4 separate regions of the Homo sapiens genome follow, and all the other regions are linked to region 1. The links are chromatin contacts, found by Hi-C or POLR2A ChIA-PET in ENCODE. All regions are on one chromosome and are shown on one strand. Each heading gives the region's core, a stretch centred on a gene start or an enhancer-like site at or near the end of the contact. The rest is flanking DNA. Distances are from core to core; before and after follow the strand shown.

Region 1 (4,031 bases), core at 304-2,803:
TTTCCTGATGGAGTTTAGAATGATACATCTGGTGGTAAGCTTTCTCATCCTAACTCTTTTCTTTAACCCACAAAGGGTGCTTAACCAAAAGTGGCTAGGCTGATGGTTAGTAGGTAGGACATTTCAACCTCTGGCAAATTTGTCATTGAGCAGCATCAGTAAAAAGGTGGAAGATTCTCCACTATCCTCAAAACTTTTTCAATGACTATAAATCAAATGTAATAAAGAGGCATCTAACCAAAATAAAATTTAAGCTGTTGTGCCTAAGGTGATCCAAATATACATGAAGAGAAATGTATCAACAGATAAATAACTTGAGTTATGAAATAGGGGTTTGGAGTGGAAAAGAGTCAGGTGAGAGGTCAGCTTGAAAACACCAAATGGGGCATTGTAATATTCCTAATCAAATACTCACCTCCCCTCCCCTGCCACAAAAAGTTGAGAATCAATACTGAGTGAACAGCTTCTTTGAAAAGTGAATCTTTCTACAAAGAAGTTCCAAAAGAGAGATAAAAGATCAACTATACACAACATAATCAAAAGCAAGCCCTGTTGTCATGGTAAGGCCTTATATTCATGTGTAGGGTGTCTAAGTAGCACCAGTAATTTGCAAACACATTGATAAAGGCAATAAATAACAATGATATCAAAGGATGCACTTAGACATTTTGGACCCTCTAAGATATGCCAGGCTCTTTATACTTAAATCTACTGGAGTAGCAGTTCTGAAAGTATTTAACGCACAGCTCTTAACCTACTTGGAGAACATGTACTGTTTTGAAATTTGGATGAACTCTTGGGATCTCTAGAAAATGCAGAGCAGGTCACGCCTGTAATCCCAGGACTTTGGGAGGCCGAGGCGGGCGGATCACGAGGTCAGGAGATTGAGACCATCCTGGCTAACATGGTGAAACCCCGACTCTACTAAAAATACAGTAACAAAATTAGCCGGGTGTGGTGGCGGGCGCCTGTAGTCCCAGCTGCTCGGGAGGCTGAGGCAGGAGAATGGCGTGAACCTGGGAGGCGGAGCTTGCAGTGAGCCTAGATTGCGCCACTGCACTTCAGCCGGGGTGACAGAGTGAGACTCCATCTCAAAAAAAAAAAAAAAGAAAAAAGAAAAAGAAAATGTAGAGCAGGTACATAGAGTTTTGCATACAATTTCAGGGAATTCATGAATTTTGTGAATCCCGTTTGCAGACCTAGGTTAAGAATGGAGGCTTAAAGCAAATCGTGCTAGGTAATAAGGACCTTCACGGAATATAATTTTCCTTTCTGAGTAACTGTTGTCAGCCACCTTGTATCACAATACACATGCCCTTTAGTTTTTTCAGGTGGTTTGCCAGCATTTTTCCTCTTTTCCCTTATATTGGTCATCTCATTTTAATTCACATGGTTGCCATATTCCTTAGCCTTTTATGAAGGTAGTTAAGGTAGACTGCTATATTGTTATTTCCCTTCCTTCTCCACAGTGGCTTTAAAGAGTTTATGTGGCCTCTGTGTCAGAACTACTTATTGCATTCAGGATGAGGCTGACAACCCACAACCTGTGAAGACAGACTGGGGAAATCCACCGGAAAAGGTTTTGGAGGGAACTGCAGATTCGTTGTGAGTAACCAGACCCAGCGAGAGCAATGAATTACATAAGCACAAATGAATATGTCTGCATTTTGATAACCCTTCACCCCACCCGCAGCCAGGCACTTAGTCACTCTTTCCTCTGTGTCTCCTTAACGCTATTATACCTCTATTATAGCTCCTATCACTGCACTGGATTTATTTGTTTACGAGTCTGTCTCTCTTACTAGACTATGAGCAATTCCAAGGCAGAGTCCATGACTTATTTATCTCTGTACCTCAACCCAGTGTCTGGGTTAAGAGTGCAGGCTTTGGAGTCAGAGTGTCTGCACTCAAATCCACGTTCTGTACATTTGCGTAAGATCACTTGGGCTAGCTACTTGACTTATCTGAACCTTGGCTTCTCTCTCCTTCCGTTCTCTCTCTTTCTTACGATGCCTCACTTTCCTTTGTGCCTATAAGTGTCACACTAACAAAGCTTATTGTGAAGAATAAATGAAATAATGCTCAGCATAGTGACAGTCATGTAGTAGTGATTCAGTAATTGGTATCTATTATTATATCTATTAATATTACGATTGATTGTTGAATGAAAATTCCTTTCTTTACTATAGTTCACCTGACTGGAAAAAGCCTTTTTTAGCTTAAACTACTAAAGAACACACTTTTCCCCTACCTCTTTCCTTGTCCCCTCTGTCCCTTTGCTATTAATACCCCTCCCCAGTAACATAGTAATTAATATTCTATTTTATTTTTCTCCACTATATTTATTATCATCTGACATTCTATATGCTTATTCATTTATTGTCTAGAATGTGAGCTCTATGAAGGCAGGAGCTTCAGCTCTTTTGTGTTCATTGTGGAATCCCCATTGCCTATGGCAATGCCTAGCATGTGGAACATACTAAACAAACATTTACTGAATGAATGAGTGAATGGGCACTCACAGACACACACACACCACAACACACATAAAACATTCTCATTCTCTGCTGAAGGTGAGCCTCACTGATTGTCGTTAATGTGCGACATTCAATGTACACCATTCTTCACTTTGCCAAATGGGTAATAGAGCAGCTTTTATCTTTATTTCCCTTTCTTTCATGGCTGGGGGATAGAGGGAAAATATTTTTTAATACTGTTGTAAAAACGGAAATTCTTATTGCTTTAATGTCAAAGCCACACCTGTCAGTGGGGACATTGAATGGGAATCATTGGTGGAAGTCCTCCCTGATAAGTGAGCAAAGGGATGCTGGGGAGAGGGTAGATGAGTTCTGAGTTACTCTGTAGAAGTGGTGGTCGTTGAGAAACTTGTTTCTGTCATTTCTGCTCAAAAACTCACAATGACTACTTAGTGTTTACAGAATTAAGTTCAAACTCCTCCACTGTTCTTTCACTGGTGCCTTTTGCTCCAGCCAAACTGGATAATTGACTGTTCTTTTCCCAACTGCTGCTCCCCTCCATATACCCCCTGACACACTTACACACATATTTTTTCAACCACTTTTCCCTTCTACATAGAACCTTTAGCTTCTGTTTTCTAGGTTCCACCTGTCCTTCAAAGTGCAATAGCAACTCTGTCTAGTCATGATATTTCCTCTCATTCCTCTCATCCTCCCTCCCTAAGCCCTGAAGACAGCTGGCTGAGTTATCCTTCCTCAGATTTCTTTAAGAAATCTCACCTCCTCTTTGGGGGTGTTTACCAGCTTTTGCCTCCACTTATCTCTCTCTAGACTTGTCTGCTAAATTATCTCAACAGCCGAGACAGTTCCCTGTTTTTCTATGCATCTCAGGCTAACAGTGAGTGTTTGCGGCAGTGCTTCTGCATGGAGCTGCGTATTTCCATTTTTTTTTTTTTCAGCAGTACAAATAAACTTTAGGCCTTTTCTGATAACATGTTAAATATAAAGTATTTTTCTTATATGGTCAATACAAGTGAATTTCTTTCACCATTCATGCTGTAAAAGGCAGAATAATTAATAATGAAGGTAAATGTAGAGACAGGCTTGCATTTCTTGAGGCTACAGTGAGAAGGGATCAGTTTCTTATAGGGCTTGGCAGGGTATGTCAAGTTGGTGGACCAAAGGGGGCATCTCATTGCTGACTTTGGGAGCTTAAGACTTCACAAGTGGAAAGAAATTAGTAATTGAAATTGGGACTCAGTTGAGGATGCTGGGTAAGTGAACAGTGTTACTCAGGGTGACTTTCAGTTTCTCTTCTTCAAGGTTTCAGGTTGATGCAAGAGACTGTGATAACACTGCCCCCTTCTGTTACTCTAGATTGTTAATCCTGATGACGTCTCAAGTCGGCTTTGATGATCTTGACATGAATTTTTGATTTCTAAGAAATGCTTACTTAAGGCAGAAGAGAAAGGAAATCATATGTTCAATGTGATACACGATTTCATTCTATCAAGTTCTGCCTTTTTATAGTTTGCTTAATCATTACATTTTGTC
Region 2 (3,639 bases), core at 803-3,302, 1.1 Mb before region 1:
CCGCAGTGCTCTGCCAGCCTGTTTCCCATGCATCTGTAAATTCATCGAGCTATAATGGATGGCTGGTGCCTGCAGAGGCTGACGTCTAGGCCTTTCTGTCCGGGATACATAGAGATCTCAAGCCATTAATAATTCATTCTGGAGTAATGAACATAGCTGTACCAAGTTGTGAGCAGTAATAATCAAGTGATGGATCAATTTATTACTTCAGTGTGCCGAAAGATAATGGTCATTAATAATGAAAGGTGTAACTCTTCCCACCCAAAAAAAAGTTTCCTAAGACTTAGATCAATGTGTCTTTTAAGTTCTAAAATAACATGGATCATTAAAAGGGAAATGAATTATGCTGGGTAACCTCAAGCTTATTTATATTCAGAGTTGCTAATCCAGAATTAATATACCTTTTTTCCAAATGCCTTTGGGCACTGGGGCCTGCAAATCAGAGTAATTATTACTCATTAATTAAGTCTAAGAAATGGAACATAGCTGAAGACTTTGATAAGGGAGGTTGGGATAGTTGAGATACATTCCCCAAAAATCATTTGAAGTTTAATGAGTAAGTAGCTGGGTTGGGAATAATTGTTTTAGGCCTACTCAGAAACTCTCCTCATCTTTTATTGCCTTAGTGAAAGCTCATTGTGCACCTCCTGTGCCAAGCAGTGTGCTTAGCACTGGTGCTACCAAATAAAATACCATACTTCCTCTTCTCAGGCCTTGGTAGGGATGACAACACTGTGTAATAAATGCAGGAGCAGGCCAACACTTCTGCCTTCACTGGGTATAGAGGATTGGAGAAAGGTGAAAGGAAAGTACAGAAAGGAATGGGCCATTTGAGCTGAGCCTTGCATATTAACAGTTTGCCAAGCAAAGAAAGCAGCAGAAGAACATTTCAGGCAGAGGAATGATATGGACAAAGGCAGAGAGGTGTGGAAGTGGAATGAGAGTGAAAAGTGAATTAGTATGATAATTACCACATATCCCATGCATTCTCACATTTAATCTGTACAACATTCACATGAAGTAGGTATGTTATTCACCCAACTTCTTCTTTTTTTTGAAGATGAGGAACCCAAAGCTTAGAAAGATTGAGTCACTCTGCCCAGACACCCAGAGCTGGGAGGTGGCACAGGCAGGCCTAGTGGTGATTTGAGGAAAGGTATGCTGTTTTATAAGAGTTCAGTCTTTGTGTTAAAAATAGTCGGGCAGGCCAGGCACAGTGGCTCACGCCTATAATTCCAGCACTTTGGGAGGCCAAGCTGGGAGAATCACTTGAGACCAGGAGTTCAAGACCAGCCTAGGCAACATAGCAAGACTCTGTCTCTACGGAAAAATTTAAAAACTAGCCAGGTGTGGTGGCGCATGCCTGTAGTCCTAGCTACTCAGGAGGCTGAGGCAGAAAGCTCTCTTGAGCCCAGGAGTGTGAGGGTGCAGTGATCTATGATCATGCCACTGCACTCCAGCCTGGATGACAGAGAAAGGCCTTGATCACACACCGGGGACTGTTGTGGGGTGGGGAGAGGGGGGAGGGATAGCATTAGGAGATACACCTAATGCTAAATGACGAGTTAATGGGTGCAGCACACCAGCATGGCACATGTATACATATGTAACAAACCTGCACATTGTGCACATGTACCCTAAAACTTAAAAGTATAATAATAAAAAAAAAAAAAGAAAGAAGAAAGAAAAACAGTGGGGCCCACTACAGGTTTACAGTCGTCATTATCAGAACAATTAAACAATAAAAGCACTGCTAAACATTCACATGTGCCATGCCATTGTGTTCTCCCCAGGGGAGGTGTGAGAGCTGAGTTTTAGGTGGAACTGCTGATAGCAGGGAGGATAAAGCTGAAATTAGAGGTTCTTGGGTCAGGAACCCTAGTTAGGAGGCTGTTACTTTAGTCAGATGTAGTGTGGAGAAGCCTGACGGGGAAAAATGATCATCATCCAAACCGTGTATTTTTATATTGGTCTACAATTTGAAGGTACTTTCATAAAAAAATAGCTTGTTGATTCACTTGCACACGGGACTTTTGTGACAAGAGGCTAAGTTTAATGACTTAGCTCTTTTGGGAGGGGAAGTATAAGGACATAGAATTTCCTTGCCACACAGAGGAGCTGATGTTGAAAGTAGTGATGTTAAAAGCAGCTTGTAAATATGCATACTTGCTGATTGACTGAGGCACAGAACCGAAGTCTCTCCCCCTTGCCAGGTCAGAATTTGACCATCTGCATTAACTTTGTCAAACTGGAAATGTGATGTAATTCTGGGTAGAATGGAAAACATAAGTAAAACCAGGAGACTCAGCAAGAACTAAGAAAATGTTTGTAAAATATTCTTTATGTGGACCAGAAACAGGCCACTCTCCCTGCTGCAGGTGTTGCTTAGCAATCAAAAAGCAAATCCTCTTTCTAACTGGGCTGTGCCACAGTTAAAGTTTCATAAACCTAACCATGCTCTGCCCACCTTTAGAGGAGGAAGTTAAACTCAGCCCTAAAAAAATTATAGAAAAGTACACATCTGCTAATAAAATTGGTTGATATGGTATTTCAATAAAGGCTCAGTTTAAAAACCAGCGCTTAAGGCAGTATAATCTCTTTTCTTCCTTAAAAAAAAAAAAAGTGGACCAGAGAAACAGTGAGAAACACTGCAGGCATTTATAGAATTGTGTGAAAAAATACTCCATATAAATAGCACTAAATGCTAGGGAGGTAGGTCTGTGCAAACTGCCTATCTCTACCCAATTTGTCTCTAGTTTCAAGTTAGTAATGAATAGCTTCCTTCTTGTAACAGGTGATTTAGGGAAGCTCTTGATATTGTCTCAACAAAACTGAATGGCATTAACTTTTAACTTATTTGTTGCCAAGTAGATGATTTATATGTTTTTATACATGGGGCCAGCAAGTGAACAATCGAGTTTTATAGCTAGGTCCTGGTGGCCTGGGTATGGAGTTCAGATACATCTTTTGAGTAGTTGTTTATTCAAAAATATGCCTACGTCTTTAGCAAATTACTCACAGGGTCAGCGACTGTTGACCCTGTGTGTTTGTTAGACTTTGAGTGTAAGTGACAATATAAACACAGCCATATAGATGAATATACACTAGTGCATTTTTATTTCTGTTTATGCCCTGTTTCACTTAATGTGAGCCATATGTTTAATCTGATCGGCCTTTAATACTTTACATCTAAAGTGCTGAATTTCCTTACTTGGTTTTAAATATCCAGATCTGCCCATTTAAAAAATTATGTCTATTTAATGCTTATGTTTGCAAATGTATTAAAGCCATCAAGAGGTTTTACATTTGCCATGGAGAAAAATGCTAACGATTGCAGTTTAAGCAGCTGCCAAGTACATAAATTGTAATTAAGAGGGATTAGCAGTTACCTGGACTTGCAAAACAGGGATTCAGATGTTCAAAGGTTAGTAATTTGGCAGATAGTTGCTTTGGTTGGTTGGTTGTTCTAGGCAAAATGGAAATGATAAAGCGTGTCATATCCTGAAATAGCAAAATAGCCTGGATGCTGAAGATTTCTGAAATGTGGTAGATTTTCTGACTCCTGTGGCATCTGACGATGACCCAAGTTCTGGCTCCTACAGATGAGGAGTCTATAAATAGGAAGATAGGAAGGATACA
Region 3 (3,700 bases), core at 733-3,232, 1.0 Mb before region 1:
CTGTCTTCCCAGTTGTATCTCCTCAGTGCCAAGCACAGTGGCTGGAACAGAGTGACAAACATTTATTTATACGTGACATGAATGAGTAAACAAATGAATTACACCGGAATAGATTTCTGGACAATTCATTTTGCAAAAAGAGGAACTTTAGCTCCGCACTTTGGAGATGCCAGTGTCTTTGAGATGTTAAGGACTTTTTGTTTTGTTTTTGTTTTTTAATTCTTTAACTATGTTACAGGTTTAGCAATGCCTCCGATTCAGGAATTTGTTTAAAACCCCCCAGTGGCTTAGAGCTGCACATAGAATAAAATCTAAACTGTTTCTCATGGTCTACATGGTCAGCCATTGTTTACCTGACTTAACTAACCTCTCCGACTTCCCCTGACACGGCTGCCTCCCTGGCTTGTACGCTCCTGTGCTTATTCTTGTCCCCGTACAAAGCACATCCATTCTCGCTGTGAGGCCTTAGCAGCACCTGCTCCTGCTGCCTCAGAAGGTTCTTCCCTGATCCTTACATGCTATAGCCTGCCCTGACCCTTCTGTCCCCACACCCATCACTGTCTACCACATCACTCTGTGTTATTTCCCTAATAGTAGTAAGAGTTGACAACTCTTACTACTCTTACTACTGTTAACTCATCTCAGCTACTATTCTGGAGGAACACAAAGCACTCGGCTTTGGTGCTAACCCACTGGGAGTTGGCCTTATCTTGAACAGTTGCAAAACTCATCCACAGTTCATCATCTGCTGAAGAGTGGCTTGCAGATGATGAACTGGGAAACTCCATAGGTTTCCCTCTGAAATGTTCTTGCCCGGTATTTCACTCGTTTGTCTCTCCTCATGACACTAAGCTCCATGAGAGTAAGGCCTGTCCTGTCTTGTGTATCACAGGATTCTCAGCACTTAGGACAAGACCTGGCTCTGATGCTTCCTAAATATTTGTTAAGTGAATCCGTTTTAGTTTAAAAAAACAATAAAACTTGGTTTGTTGATAAGCTATGAACTCCTTTACCCAAACCCTGTCATTAACATGGAAGATGCACAAGATCATTTATTGTCTACTCTAGCTAATTGGCCTAGGAGATAATTCACATAACAATTGATTTTTATATACTCATAGCCCTGAAATTTCCTGGCTATAAAGACAAATCCCTTGCTCTATGTGTGTGGTGGCCTGGCCATGCCAGTTCTCTTAAGTAAACAGTCACTCTGTCGTTATCCACCCAATTCTCAAAATCAAGCCCCATGTAAATAGTCATCTCCATAAATCCTGTCAAGAAAATTAATTTTTAGGGTACAGTCATTGGTTTTATTGTAGTCCTCCTAATCCTGTGTGACATAGATCCTTTGGAAAGTTGGTGCTACCAGTTGGGAAGTGCCCCAGCAGGCCCCGTGGTTGTCTGGCTTTGTTGACTGTCTGAATGCAACACGTTGACAATGGGTTAGCTGCTTTGGTTTTAGGGTTATTCTCCTTATGCCTCATGCAAATGAAAAGTGGCAAAAAAAAAAAAAAAAAAGAAAAAAAAACCTCATTTCCTTTCCTAGATAAGGCCTGTAGGGGAATTTCGGCTGTTCTTGGTGGCAGTATAATCTCACAAAAGATGTATAAACACAGTGCTTTGCCAAATATTTACAGAGCTGAGGGGCAAGAGGTGGGTTGGCATAGGGCCAGATTAAAATGTCCTGGAAGGTTTTCTGTGATTCCTCAGAATGCCAAATTCATATACATGGTCTCCTCACCTGTGAAATGGGGCTAATGGTAGGACCTGCCTGCTGATCTTATCGTGGGGATTGAGGAGATAATGAGAGCCGTGTGCTCCGTGACCTGCCTGGTAATAAGCCTTCAGTAAATGTTAACTCTTAGTACTATTAGCTCATCTCAGCTACTATTCTGGAAGAACACAAAGCTCACAGCTTTGGTGCTAACCCACCGGGAGTTGGCCTTATCCTGAACAGTTGCAAAACTCACCCACAGTCCATCCTGTGCCGGGGAGCAGCTTGCAGGCAACTCATTTCTTGAGCTCTTCCCTGCCCACACGTACTGTGAGTTGCCAAGAAAGCAGCAGCTGCATTCACCAGTGGAAATTCCCCCGGGGCCTCCTCGGACGCCACCCCTACCTCTGGTTATGGGCGAAGGCGTACCAGGGGAATGGCTTCCTCCACCAACTCCTTAGTGTCTGATGTAGGTCTCTGACTACCAGTGTGAGTCCTGTGGCTCCTCAGCAGTGTCTCTGCGCCTGTCTCTGTCGTGCTCCTAAGCAGGCAGAGATGCTGGTGGAGAATATAGTAGAAGGGACTTGGGGAAGGACTCCATTTTCTTAAGTTTCAGTAGAAGTTTGGATAACCTGTAGTTTTTAAAGATTGATGCTCCTGCCTTCTTTCCTCTCCTCATGGTAACCAAATGGTTTGAAGTTCCCTTTGCCCCTGTTCAGAAACTCTGACCCTTGAATAAAGGGGTAAAGTATTTAGATTCTGAAAGTTTCATGGGGGAAAGGGGTTAAGGGAAAGCAGTGTATGTGTGCAAATGCTGACAGTCTGAATATTACATTATCTATTTCAACAAATAAACCTTGGACCAGATCAGGCTATCCAATACAGAGACAACATTGATCTTTCAGGAGGGATCTGCCAAGTCTGAAATGCCAGCTGTCCCTTCCTGCCCATTAGGGGGTAGAGAATGCCTCTTTTGGACTAGCTGAAATACTCATTACAAATATTCAGGCCTCCCCCTAACCTGAATTAATGTATTATTGCTTATCCTTTTGTCTCTCCCGTAAAAACATGTATAAGGAGCATTCCCTGGTGATTCCCTGAGGGTTATGGAGGGACATTTTACCTGCCAGAGTGTCTCCAGCATCACAGCTGGAGGTGCCGTGGGTGGGGGTCTGTGTGCCTGTGTGTGTGCAGCATGTGTGTATCTACTATATAAAAGCTCATTCATTCCCTTGCTATAATTCAGTGTTCAGACTCAGCTTGCTGACTGATGGACTGGGGGAAGCCAGTAATTCTTAATTCAGGAGAAGAGGCTAAGGGAGAACAAATCTACCCTCCTGTCTCTCATCGGCCCCCTTGTTCTGAAACACTGCAGTGGTTCAGAGAAGTCCCCTCTTAGAGCTTTCATTTCTTTTGGAGGGATGGTTTGAACCTAGACTGGATCTGCCCCATTTTTGCCTTAGCAAGTCTTGATGAGTTCATTGGACAGAGGCAACAAAATCCATATACTCAAGAGACTGAAAAAGGGGAGAGGAGGGAAGGAACGTGTGTGAGGCCAAATTGCCCCACTGGGGGTGGGATTATAAAGGAGTGCGACCTTTCTGGCAATACGTGTTGTAAGCCTTATGATGGGCTTATATTTTGACTCAGCCACTGCACCCCTAGTATTTATCAGAAGGAATTAATGAGAGGTCTATGCAACAGTGAGTGGATTTTTACCCCTGTATTATTTACTATAGTAAGAGAAATAATTTAAATGTCCAACAATACTGATGGTTGGGTAGTTTTCACACAGCCATGAACTACAATGCAACTACTGAAAATTATATTGCTGATAACTGTTTATTAATATGGGGATATTACATAACAAAACTACTTTGTTGAAGAAAACAGAGTGAAAAAGTATGTAAATTATGGTGTCATTTTAATGCACAAGATGAAATATGTATGGATACATATATACACAAAGAAAGGTTCTAAAATAGT
Region 4 (4,046 bases), core at 350-2,849, 1.3 Mb after region 1:
GAGATGACCATTTATTTCAATCTTCTTCCTGCTCATATTGTGACCAGAGCAAGTGCTTTATACAATGATCTGCTTTACTGAAAGCAGATCATTTGCACTAGAATATTGCTTTATGTCTCAGATAACTTCACATCTATTTTTCCTCTGATTTTCAGAAGAGGGTACTATTATCCCTGTTTTTCAGGTGAGAAAGCCGGGGCTTGCCGCAGATCATACAGCAAGTGAGTAACTCAAAATTCAAGACTACTGACTCCTAGTCCAATGCCCTCTCCAGAATACATTTACAGTAGATAGAGAACGCCATTCAATTTACTCAACAAGTATTAACATAAAATTGTTTCATTCATTGCCAGTTGATAGTGATTGCTCACGGTGAGAAAAATACAACTTTTGACCTTATGATGCTCCCAGTCACATTGGGATCACATTTAAATAATTCATTACAAACTCATGAGAAAAGTATAACACCTTGGAGAATCAGAGGAGGAGTTCCACAGGGGCATTGTTTAACCTGGGCCTTGAAGAATGAGTAGGAGTTTACCAAATAGAAAATAAGTCAAGAGGAGTTAGTCCAAAGGAAATTGGTCAAGTAGAGAGAGACAGGAAGGACGATGATGAGTAAGGAGAGCAGCAACCAGACTCTTGTGGCTGAGATGGAGAAGAAAGAATAAGGAGGGAGAGACAGGCCAAGACTCTGGTAACGAACGCAGGAACCGGTTGGCAATGGTACCAAACAGTAGGCTAAGAAATCAGGACTTTTTCTTGTCTGAAGTAGAGGTCACTGAAGCATTGAGAGCTAGTGAACAACAACACAATCACTAACTTAGAAAAAGCCTTCTGGAGGTAAAAATTGAGTGGAAGCTAGTCGTGGGTGGGGGCAGGAGAGCAGCTGTAATAGTCATAATTGCCCAAGGAGAAGCACAGACATCCTGAACTAGAACCATGCCATGTAAGTAGGCCGCTAATACTCCATCTTGAGTGGAGAAAAAATGGGAAGAGGAGAGAGCAAATATGTAGAAAGTCTTAGCTTTTTCAAAGTCCTCTCCAGGTCCTGGTATAGTTCAAAAGTTCTTTCATTTTGGTTTTGTTTTTTAATTGGAAGTAAATTCTTTGAAAGAAAAGTGAAGCCTTGGGCTTTAATTCTGCTGTTGTTTGAAAGTCTATATATATATATATTCAACCCCTGAGAGGGCTCTTTGATCTATCTCACTATATGGATGCTAGTCATTTGTTGCATGCCTCCATGGCAATAATACAATACATGCAGCCCGTGTGCATTGTCTGATCTTGTGTATATTGAGGAAGTGGGGGAAGGACACCTCTTGATTCCCCCCTTGAGTTGTTATGCTGTGTCTCTGGCCTTGACTGTTCTGACACAGACTAAAAAATCTTGTCCATTTCATTACTTTCTCTCCCCTAAAAGAGACTGTTTTGACAAGTGAGAGGTAATTGTTGTTTACTTCTGGCTAGTGTCAAAAGCTGTGTTTTGCTGGACACATGTGGCTGAGGCACTTCCTCCAAAGGGTGAAAGTTAAGAACTCTAACCTTGATAATTGAAGAAAAGGCTGGAAAACTGTTTGGCAAGTGGCCATCGTCTCACCCTTCACTGAAAGTATGATTCACCTCACAGGACTCCTCGCTCAGCTTAGGCCAGGAGAACAGGAAAGACAAGGAATCTGGAAGGCCCATTGCTCGTTAAAATGTGCAGCCTCTGCAGACTGTGCATCGGCAAGGCCATTTCCCCAGGCTCTGCAAGGCCTCTCTGCTGGGTTTGAATGTACAGATTCCTTGCTCTCATGCAGAGAAGGATCATCAGGACCTAGATCCACAAACATTTTATCTAGGCATAGAATAAGTGTAAATACCTGCCCCAACCTGCTAACCAATATCTACTGTCCTGTTTCTACCATTAAATCATTTATACTATTAAGAAAAATAGCTAATCCACAAAGAACCTTGATTCAAATCCTAGCTCTGTCACTTGCTAGCCATGTAGACTTGAGAAAGTTATTTCGTGTCTTTAAGTTGGTTTGCTCCTAAGTAAAATGGTGATACTAATAGAAACTATCACACAGGAGTGTTGTAGAAATTAGATGACAAAATATATGCAAAGCAGTATAATGTCTGGCTTGTAGTAACAGCTCAATAAATGTCCGTTGGCATGATTATCATTATCATCGTCATCATCATTTTCCTTCTCTGTCTTGCCTTACGTCTCTAATGCGGTGGTTAAAAGCATGAGTTTTGAAGTGAGAAGGACAAGTATTCTAATCCCACCCAGACCATTCATTAGGTGTGTGATTAACTCTTCTTCATCACCAAATAGAGATATGAATAACAATACTTACTCATAGGGCTTGGAAAAGTATTAAATAAGATCATCGATGTAAGACTCTTTTTTCTTTTTTTCTCCCCAGTTTTATTGGGTACAATTGACACAAAAATTGTACATATTTAGAGTGTACAATGTGATCCTTTAGTAAACATATACGTTGTAGAATGACTATATCAAGCTCATTAACAAATCAATTACCTCACATCCTTATCATTTTCTGTGATGAGAACATTTACAATCTGCTCTTAGTGACTGTCAAGTATACAAAAACTTAACTATAGTGACCTTGTTGTACAATAGATCTGCAGAATGTATTCCTCCTGTCTAACTGAAACTTTCTACCATTTAACCAATCTCTTCCCATTCCCCATCCTGCCCCCAGCCCCTGGTAACCACTATTCTACTCTCTGCTTCTACAAGTTTGAATTTTTTTAGATTCCACATACAAGTGAGATCGTGTAGTATTTGTCTTTCTGTGCCTGGCTCATTTCACTAAGCATAATTTCCTCTGGGTTAATCCATATTGTTGCAAATGACAGGATTTTCTTCTGTTTATAGACTGAAGAGTATTCCATTGTGTATATATGACATTTTCTTTATCCATTCACCTGTCGATGCACACTTGGGTTGATTACATATCTTGGCTACTTTGAATAATGGTGCATTAAACATAGAATTGCAGATGTCTCTTCAACATACTGATTTCATTTCTTCTGAATAAACACCCAGAAATGGGATTTCTAGGTCATATGGTAATTCTATATTTAATTGTTTGAGAGACCTCCATGCTGGTTTTCATAACAGCTGTACTGTTAGAATGGCTCTTAGAATGGGTCTTGACCACATGGTTCACACTAAATATATGTTATTACTATTATCCTTATCACCACTATTTCCAACAACACCCCAACTTAAGTGCCAATACACCAGTGACATGTATAAAATGTGGGAATGGGACAATGTAAAAGGCATCACTCCTATTTTCCTCTGTTCCTAATGACTTGGGGAGATCTGGGGCTGATGGGGAGTTCTATTTCTCAGTCCCGATGCTAGCACCAAAACAGTATAGACAGAAGGAGACTTTATACCGTACATTTAGGTTCAATATCTTGAACTCAAATGAAAGAACCCCACATAATAATTGGGATAGCATGAAAGAAAATATCAAAGTTATTGTTGCTGTTTTCTCTAGTATTCTGAATACTAAAAATCAAGGTGGAATAACTCTCTTTGAGCAGACCAAAAATAGACACTTTACTGGGTATTACATGCTTTGCTCAATGTTTTGTGTGCATTATCTCATTTATTCCTCACCATAGCTCTAAGAGTAACACACAATTGTTAGTCCCATGTGTGACTGGAGCTTACAGGGATTAGTGACTTATCTAAGTTTTCCCAGTTGCAGGAAGCAGAGCCAGCATATATATTTCCCTCTTAAATACTGTATTCCCTCTTTTTGATATGTTTGTTCAAGTTACATATTATCAATAACATAGTGACAGATTCAGTCAGTCATGCCTCCTGAAATTCTGTAGTTAGGATTCCAAATATTTGTATATTGGACAGTATCTGAGCAGCCTATTGCTAGTCAAAGCAAGAATTCAGGTGACCAACTGATTGGATGTTTCTCTTTTCATTTACATGTCTTAGATGCACAAAAATCTTTCAGATTGCCTTGTAGAGGCTGTCAGCTGGTAAACTTATCAGCCAC

Evidence for each region. A loop is a pair of places that touch in the nucleus more often than their neighbours do. ChIA-PET counts read pairs that join two places held with the same protein, here RNA polymerase II (POLR2A). Pooled maps may share reads with other maps.
Region 2: a map of endothelial cell of umbilical vein shows a loop between it and region 1 (2.8-fold over the local background). The contact joins two enhancer-like sites. A Hi-C loop is called at or near these places in 1 of 168 maps with a recorded cell type or tissue (endothelial cell of umbilical vein) and 3 of 50 pooled maps. POLR2A ChIA-PET finds 5 or more read pairs at or near these places in 2 of 52 experiments (H1 and OCI-LY7).
Region 3: a map of naive thymus-derived CD4-positive, alpha-beta T cell shows a loop between it and region 1 (4-fold over the local background). The contact joins two enhancer-like sites. A Hi-C loop is called at or near these places in 1 of 168 maps with a recorded cell type or tissue (naive thymus-derived CD4-positive, alpha-beta T cell), 3 of 37 single-sample maps with no recorded cell type and 11 of 50 pooled maps.
Region 4: a loop to region 1 is called in a map of endothelial cell of umbilical vein, with 5 times the contacts of the local background. The contact joins two enhancer-like sites. A Hi-C loop is called at or near these places in 1 of 168 maps with a recorded cell type or tissue (endothelial cell of umbilical vein) and 1 of 50 pooled maps.

What each region holds. Positions count from the first base shown.
Region 1 is chr5:144,188,403-144,192,433 of GRCh38, forward strand. The region is part of intron 2 of KCTD16 (potassium channel tetramerization domain containing 16); the gene reads left to right. Among named protein-coding and RNA genes, the nearest start is that of KCTD16, 20 kb to the left of the region's middle. Within about 2 kb of position 1,554, at least 10 of the 41 ENCODE cell types and tissues checked have a DNase peak (open chromatin) inside an H3K27ac peak, as active enhancers do.
Region 2 is chr5:143,117,284-143,120,922 of GRCh38, forward strand. All of the region lies in intron 17 of ARHGAP26 (Rho GTPase activating protein 26), which reads left to right. Among named protein-coding and RNA genes, the nearest start is that of ARHGAP26-IT1, 73 kb to the right of the region's middle. Within about 2 kb of position 2,053, at least 2 of the 41 ENCODE cell types and tissues checked have a DNase peak (open chromatin) inside an H3K27ac peak, as active enhancers do.
Region 3 is chr5:143,181,574-143,185,273 of GRCh38, forward strand. The region is part of intron 20 of ARHGAP26 (Rho GTPase activating protein 26); the gene reads left to right. Among named protein-coding and RNA genes, the nearest start is that of ARHGAP26-IT1, 9.1 kb to the right of the region's middle. RefSeq lists enhancers at 1,760-1,919, 2,240-2,289. Within about 2 kb of position 1,983, at least 8 of the 41 ENCODE cell types and tissues checked have a DNase peak (open chromatin) inside an H3K27ac peak, as active enhancers do.
Region 4 is chr5:145,529,917-145,533,962 of GRCh38, forward strand. It overlaps a transcript of PRELID2 not described here. Among named protein-coding and RNA genes, the nearest start is that of PRELID2, 300 kb to the right of the region's middle. Within about 2 kb of position 1,600, at least 4 of the 41 ENCODE cell types and tissues checked have a DNase peak (open chromatin) inside an H3K27ac peak, as active enhancers do.